Linked DNA regions of Homo sapiens: region 1 is linked to region 2. A link is a loop called in an ENCODE intact Hi-C map of the cell type or tissue named here. Cell type or tissue: PC-3. All regions are shown on one strand.

Region 1 (4,000 bases), 120 kb before region 2:
GTGGCGACACAGGATGTAGGGACAGGCATGAATCACTGCTCTCAGGGAGCCGACGTACAACATCACGCATGGACACCCAGGTCTTCCCCAGGCAACACGGGCAGGGGCTTCCCAGGCCGCAGGGTCCTCCTCAGGCCAGGCCGGGCTGCTTGGTCAGCCTGTTCCCCGGGCCCTCAGCTCCTTCCCTGAGAGCCCCGCACAACTATCCCTTGTTATAAGGTTACTCCTTTAAAGTGTTTTTCCTCCTGCTTAAGAAAAGATTCTCAACAGGCAGAAAATGCAGGAAATGCGCACAAATGGAAAAAACAAAAAGAAACACCCGTCACTGCCACCCTCGGGGCACTGGGGTCTCTTTGGGGCTTTGGGGCTGGAGAGGGTGCATTGGGCCTTGGATCTTCTCATCATGAGAGTCCCTTTGAAGGCATTTCTGAAAGCACCAAAGCCCAAGGGCAGAGGCGTCCCTGGCTCCCGGGGCCCTCGCTGCCTGTGCTGCGGCTCGATCTGCTAAGAGTCACCAGAGCATGCAAGGTTGTGGGGGCAGCAGGCTTCACGCAGAGCTGGAAATGCCGGCCAACGCTTTACCCACCAACGCCTTGTTCGCCAATGCCTTGCCCACCGATGCCTTTCCTGCTGATGCCTTGCCCAACGCCTTGCCCACCGACGCCTTGCCCACCGATGCCTTGCCCACCGATGCCTTGCCCGCCGACGCGCCCAACGCCTTGCCCGCCGACGCCTTGCCCGCCGACACCTTGCCCGCCGACCCCTTGCCCGCCGACGCCTTGCCCGCCGACGCCTTGCCCGCCGACGCCTTGCCCGTCGATGCCTTGCCCGCCGATGACTTGCCCGCCGATGCCTTGCCCGCCGATGCCTTGCCCACCGAAACCCAGTTACCATTGCTAAGCGCCTGCAGTGTACTGGAAGTGTCTGGCACTAGCCTCCCTTAAACTCAGCTGCTCCACGCTGGGGCAAAGCTGGGGAGGCCCCCACCTGGGGTGCTGCTGAGGAGGGAGAACAGCCCTGCCCGCCAGCTGCGCGGGGACTTCAGGGCTGCTCCACTCATGAACGACTCTACCATCAATCTCCTGATGCAAGCCACCGGGTTGCATGTCATGAAACATCCAAGTTTATTTAACTCACACACTTCCTAAGGGCCGTGCCATCAGCATTCTCACCCTGTGTGTGAACATGCCCTTCACTTTGTCTCGCTGTGAGGATCACTCATTGATGATTTTGAAAACAAGATATAATTAAGAAGCAGGTACTGTGTAGCTTTTAACATTTGCATATACTCATGACTACCAAAGGCGAATATTATTTGCTCTCCCATTCATAAGTATTCAACTACATAAATGTTCTCTTCAAAGCTAAGACTTGTAAAGCAACATTGTAACAGAATGTAGCAAAACGTTGCGGTAAAGATTTACAGTGATTTTCTCACACCTATGACATTTCATGGCAGCTGCTTTATTACACATTCAGCGTCTTTAAATCAAAGGAACGTAGACTCGTAAATGCCAAGCGATGGGTTCAGGCCAGCTGCCCGGGACACTCTAACACTTGCTGTGGTTTAAGGTTTCAACCCAGGAAGCTTTTATGACTAAGCTGGTGGCCCTGGGCTGGCTGTGTCCACACACGTGAGGTCACTCATCAAGCGCGCCCCCTCCCCGCTACTTCCTGCCTCCGGTGTTCAACCGACTTCTGTATCTGGTAGGTGCTGTTGAGATCTGTGGATTCTTGCACCAAAAACGACACTGTATTAATTACTATGGCTTCTTCGTTAGTCTCGACGCCTAGTAGTAGAGCAAGGCCTTTTTTTTTTATTCTTTGAACTTTTGCCAGCTGCTACTTTTCCTCTGAGCTTTACACCAGGTTGTCAATTTCCAGAAGAGATTCTTCGGCGCTCCCTTGGCCCTGTGCTGCTTTCTACACTGCCCGGGGGGAGTTTCCACCTTGACGGCCTTCACGCCTTGGAGGCAGTGCCCAGGCAGTGGGGGCTGGCACTGGAGCACCATCTGCCGTCTGCACCCTCGCGGCTCCCGGCTCGGTCTCCTTTCTGCCTTCCTGCGGGTCTCTCCATCATGACCCTGGGCGTGTCTCTGGTTGATTCTCAGCAATCCCTGGCTTTTGCCGCTGCTCTGAGCAGAGCCTGCTTCTCCTCTGCATTTGCTCAGTGGCTGCACTGCGGCCTCTGCATCTCTCAGCCTCGTGTGGTGGGGTGCAGGTTTCTCTCGATCCTGCGTGGATCGATTGTAACAGCAGCCAGCCGTTCACAGCCACCTTTCCCGTCTTCGGCAGACACCACTGCGTCCTCCATGCTTATGAACGACTGCTAAACTTCACGTAATTGTTAAAACTAGGAGCTGCAGCCTGGGCAACATGGCAAAACCCTGTCTCCATAAAAAATATAAAAATTAGCCGGGCGTGCTGGCGTCTACTTGTAGCCCTGGCTACCCAGGAGGCTGAGGTGGAAGGATGGCGTGAGCCTGGGAGGTCGAGGCTGGAGTGAGCCATGACTGTGCCACTGTACTCCAGCCTGGATGACAGAGAAAGATGCTGTCTCAAAACAAACACCCAAAAAGGAGTTGTGTAGACATTCTTACCATGTGGAATCAACGCTTCTTCTTCCTTCAAATTCGGAAAAAATGCATGGACTGACTGTCTCTTCCTGCGCATTCAACGTAAAGACTGCCCAGTGAGACCCGTGCCCACGCAGGCCGGGGAAAGTGCCCTCCGTGCTGGACTTGGGTTGGCCAACAGAGCCACCACCCCCAACCACAACACTCTGGTTGATTTTTTATCTACATTTATGCCCACGTGGCAGTCTACATACGGCTTTAATGCAGCCGCTGTACCACAGAGTCGACGTTCCTGTTTCGTGAAGATCCCAGCTGTGGCCACGATCTCGTATTCACAGAAAACCCTCTCATCTCCTCTCCCCTAAACACAGAAACCCTCAATTCACAGAAAACCCTCTCATCTCCTCTCCCCTAAACACAGAAACCCTCAATTCACAGAAAACCCTCTCATCTCCTCTCCCCTAAATACAGCAGATTCAGCTTCCCCAAATCAGTCACAGAGAGCTCACTTCTCCCCAAATCTTTCCCTTCGATGATCTTGTCAGGGTGGTCTCTGACAAACTGACCTCAGCCTGGTCACCTGAGGCCCCAGCCCAGGCTCAATGGCCCTCACCACAGAGCAAGGGTCAATGGGGCCCAGGGCACCTGCTGGCCTGGAGTCTGCAGTGCTCCCTGGACAGTGGATCCCATATCTGGAACCCGGAGCCCCTGCCCACCGCGACGTGGTGCCCACGCCACCCACATCTGTCCTCCACCCGGCCACTGTGCACCTGAGGCCTGAGTGTGGCCACGAAGCCACTACTGCGGGATGGGTGGCTGGTCACACACCAGCCTTGAGACCTCAGGTGCAGGCTGGAGGTCGGGGGGAAGAAGGCCTCCACGGTGCAGGCTGGGGGTGGGGGGAAGTGATGTTTTCACAGTGCAGGCTGAACAGGGGAAAGGTAAGAGGGGCTCTCACGGTACAGGCTGGAGATGGGGGAGGGGAGAGGGGCTCTCACAGCGCAGGCTAAAGGGAAGGGAAGGGAAGAAGGGCTCTCAGGTGCAGGCTGGAGGGGAGGGAAGAAGGGCTGTCACGGTGCAGGCTGGAGGGGAGGGAAGAAGGGCTATCATGGTGCAGGCTGGAGGTGGGGGAAGAAGAGCTCTCAGGTGCAGGCTGGAGGTGGGGGAGGGAAAAGGGGCTCTCACAGCACAGGCTGGAGGGGAGCGAAGAAGGGCTCTAACGGTACAGGCTGGAGGGGAGGGAAGAGGGGCTTTCACAGTGCAGGCTGGTCGTGGGGGAGGGAAGAGGGGCTCTCATAGCACAGGCTGGAGGTGGGGGAAGAGGGGCTCTCACGGTACAGGCTGGAGGTGGGGGAAGAGAGGCTGGCTTGGGGGTGTCCCCCCATTCACATGGGAGCCTGGCCCTGAGAAAGGCAGGTATGCTG
Region 2 (4,000 bases):
GGTTAGAGAATTTATCAACATTTTATAATGCTTTTATCAATTCCATCATTTGAGGGCCCTCTGGCAAGGAACCTGTTAGTACATGGAGTGCCTGGAATGTTCCAGAAAGCTAACATGAACAGCTGGCCCTTGCTGTCCTTATACATTGAGGACTCCAAAGGCCACTCAGGATGACAGGAAATGCAGGCTCCAAAAGATTCGGTTCCTTTGTGAGGCCCTCGGGCAGTGGTCAGACACGAAGGAAATAGGAAATCACCCCCAAACCACACCTCTCCCTATGAGGCCACAGCTGCCGATGCAGCCTTGGGAGGGGGATGGAGGGAGAGAGGAGGGCATCTGAATGTGGACACACCCTGCTGTGAGGGCTGTGGGCGGTCCTGAGACTGGAGCCAGCCCCCAGGCTCAGCTCAGCTCGGGGACCTCGTGCCCGGGCTTTCCTGGGGAGGAAGGTGTTGGATCTCCTGCCTCTCTGTATTCATTCACACTTTGGGTTTCTCTCTCTTCCGCGCATTCTAACATCTGCAGGATTTTTTTTTTTTTTTTTTTTTTTTTGAGACAGAGTCTCGCTCTGTTGCCCAGGCTGGAGTGGAGTGGTGCGATCTCAGCTCGCTGCAAGCTCCGCCTCCTGGGTTCACGCCATTCTCGTGCCTCAGCCTCCAGAGTAACTGGGACCACAGGCGCCCGCCACGACGCCCAGCTAATTTTTTGTATTTTTAGTAGAGACGGGGTTTCACCGTGTTAGCCAGGATGGTCTCGATCTCCTGACCTTGTGATCCGCCCGCCTCGGCCTCCCAAAGTGCTGGGATTACAGGCGTGAGCCACCGGGCCTGGCACATCTGCAGGATTTATGGATGAAGGGCCACAAACCCACATTTGGTCTCATTCAACAGATGTTGTGTCGGCAGGGCGAGGTGGGACTCTGTCTCTGCCCACGCTACCTGCCCCTGGGGTTGTAGTTCTAGGAAAGCAAGTCTCAGACTGAGTTTTGATCTGGATTAAATTCTGTCCCAGGTGCAGATATTTATAGGAAAGCAGGGACAAGAGCCCTCAGGCAAAGCTGGGTATCCTGCGATGGGTGCCTCTGGGAGTTCGCAGATAACAAGGCCTTTTCCTGGAGGCAAAGCAGAAGCGTTCTGTGGCAGACCAGTCAGCTTTCTAGCAGGTCAGGGGCAGGGACATCTAGGCCCAAGGTGTCACACCGTGCCTGGCTGCTGGCTCTCCTCTTGCAAGGACACAGCTCTTACAGGACTTCCTAGCCCACCCAAGAACATCTTTCCATCATCGAAAAGTTATTGATAAGATTTTTCCATCACTGAAAAGTTATTGATAAGTGCCACCATGTGCATGAGCAGCCCTCCAGGTGCTGGCTTGTGGGCCGGTGTTTGAGAATCTTGCCAGTTGAATGTGGGCATCTGTTGAGGGTTTCCCAAAGGCTAACCGTTCGTGCCAGAGGGAGGCCGTGGCTCATTCCTAGGGCCCTGGGTGAGACTGGGGCTCATGCACACACAGGTATCGATGGCATGGGCTGTAACGAGCTGAGTGCCTGCTGCCCTTTCCTAGTGGGGGGGGTGGGCTCCTGGAGAAAGAGGGGAGGCTGCTACTCTCCAGGGCCACAGGGAGCCCAGAACGCCACCTCCTGGTGTCAGCAGCAGCAAATCCATATAAGTCTGCAGCAACTTAGCTTTTGCCTCCTCAGAGGAAATAATTCATCCAGGGGGCACAAGGCAGGGTCAGAGACTGAGGTAAGTTTCAGAGCAAGAGTGAAAGTTTATTAAAAAAGTGTTAGAGCAGGAACGAAAGGAAATAAAGTACACTTGGAGGAGGGCCAGGTGGGCATCTTGAGAGAGCAAGTACACGGTTTTGACCTTTGACTTGGGGTTTATATCTTGGCATGCTTCTGGGGGCTGCGTCCCTTCTCCCCTGATTCTTCCCTTGGGGTGGGCTGTCCGCATGCGCAGTGGCCTGCCGACACTTGGGAGGGCCGCGTGCACAGTGTGCTTACTGGAGTTGTGCGGTGCCCTCTTGAGGCAGTCTTCCCTTACCAGTTCCTAGGGGAAGGTCACACGCTGGTTAAACTTTGCCACTTTGCCTCGTAGTGTGCATGCTTGACCTCACTCACCAACTCCTGAGATTTTTTTTAAATTTTTTAATTTAAGTTCTAGGGTACATGTACACAACGTGCAGGTTTGTTACATAGGTATGCATGTGCCATGTTGGTTTGCTGCATCCATTAACTCGTCATTTACATTAGGTATTTCTCCTAATGCTATCCTTCCCACCCCACGACAGGCCCTGGTGTGTGATGTTGCCCGCACTGTGTCCAAGTGTTCTCATTGTTCAATTCCCACCTGTGCCAACTCCTGGGATCTTATCGGGAAGTGGCTCATCATCAGCTTTAGGTGTTTTCTATCTATTGGGAGCCTGCCTTTCTCTGGCACCAGCTGCAACCAATAATTATTTTAGACAGTTTAACAACAGCTTGACCATCACCTGATGATCACCTGACATTTCTGTTGGGGCGCGGGCCCATCTCCTGCCCCGCTCATGTGGGGCTCAGTCTGCCCAACCTTTCCCCAAGGGCCTGTCTTTACTTCATTTGTGGTAAGCCCCAAGCAGAATGGACTCTTGTTATGATCCCAGGAACTGCTCACGGCCACCTCTGTGGATGAACACCTAGCGGCTGCTCTAAATACATGCTGTGAAAGTTGTCAGAATCAAAATGGAGTCACTAATGTTAAGAAAGCCCTGACAAAGAGTTGGTGGGGAAGGCCACGAAGAGAGGACACTTATGCTTGCATGCCTGATACCAGAAAGGACTACAAAAACCACAGCCCGGCACAGAGGCCATCACACCCTTACACAAAAAATATTTCTGCAAGGACAACTGCCCAGCAATTGCCTGTCCAACCTCAGACTGGAATGACCTTTGTTATTGATGTTTGTAGCCAAGGAGAATTATCTCAAAACCACTGTGATCCTGCTCGCTTTTCCTTTAAAGACCTTTGTCTTCCTTGACCTCCCTGAATAGGCATATGGTTTACTATGGCGTGTGTACTCTCCTTGTAATGTTCTGTTCTCAAGCTAACATCTATTCTTCTAGAGAACCTCTCTCTTAGGCTGACAACGCTGTGGATCTGGGCTCCCAGGAACTGGGGCTGACATCAGAGGGGTGGAAAGAGAACAGCAGCTCTCCCTGAGGGGATGCTTGCCAAGGATAAGGAGACGATGGTTCTCTAAGGATTATTTTATATTCATCTAAAAGGGTATTTTTGTTGTTACCCCTAGCCTTTTTTCCCTTTTAATTTTCTGATGAATAATTTATATAAAGAAAACCCATTCTAAGTGTGCAATTCTATGAGTTTTGACAAATGTCTTCACCCATGCAAATCCTGTTACAACGGAGATATAGAACATTTCCATTACTTAAAAACAGCCAGGTGCTGTAGCTCATGCCTGTAATCCCAGCACTTTGGGAGGTCAAGGCGAGAGGATTACTTGAGCCCAGGAGTTCAAGACCAGCCTGGGCAACATAGTGATGCCCCATCTCTACAAAAATAGAAGAAATTAGCTGGGCATGGTGGTACATGCCTGTGATCCCAGCTACTTGGGAGGCTGAGGTAAGAGGATTGCTTGAGCCTGGGAGGTGGAGGCTGCAGTAAGCCACAATCTCACCACTGCACTCCAGCCTGGGTGACAGTCAGACCCTGACTCCAAACAAAAACCAAAACTTCCTTCTTGCCCCTTTGCAGCCAGACTGTTTTCTGTCATTGTGGATGCATCTGTTCTAGAAATTTACATGGATGGAATCACTCAGTCTTTTGTATCTGGCTTCTTTTACTTGGCACAGTGTTTGTGAAACTCATCATTGTTCCACATAACAGTAGTTCCTTTTAATTGCCAAGTGGCATTCCTTGGTGTGAATGCACCACAGCTGGGCTAGCCACCCAGATGCTGATGGGCAGTCGATAGGCGGTAGGATGTCCCCATTTTCAGTCACTAT

What was found. Peaks named below come from ENCODE experiments on the same cell type or tissue, not always from the same donor. Only the 100,000 strongest peaks of a DNase experiment are listed, where the experiment ranks them.
Region 1: a loop joins it to region 2, with 7 times the contacts of the local background. A loop is called at or near these places in 1 of 110 quality-filtered maps.

Annotation. Positions count from the first base shown.
Region 1 is chr5:1,226,312-1,230,311 of GRCh38, forward strand. All of the region lies in intron 1 of SLC6A18 (solute carrier family 6 member 18), which reads left to right. Among named protein-coding and RNA genes, the nearest start is that of SLC6A18, 2.9 kb to the left of the region's middle. RefSeq lists an enhancer at 1-6. In PC-3, no CTCF peak of the experiment used is centred here; a DNase peak (open chromatin) is centred at 1,590; H3K4me3 peaks cover 312 bases.
Region 2 is chr5:1,347,452-1,351,451 of GRCh38, forward strand. No RefSeq gene overlaps it. Among named protein-coding and RNA genes, the nearest start is that of CLPTM1L, 4.4 kb to the left of the region's middle. In PC-3, a CTCF peak has its summit at 2,003 (motif pointing left); no DNase peak of the experiment used is centred here.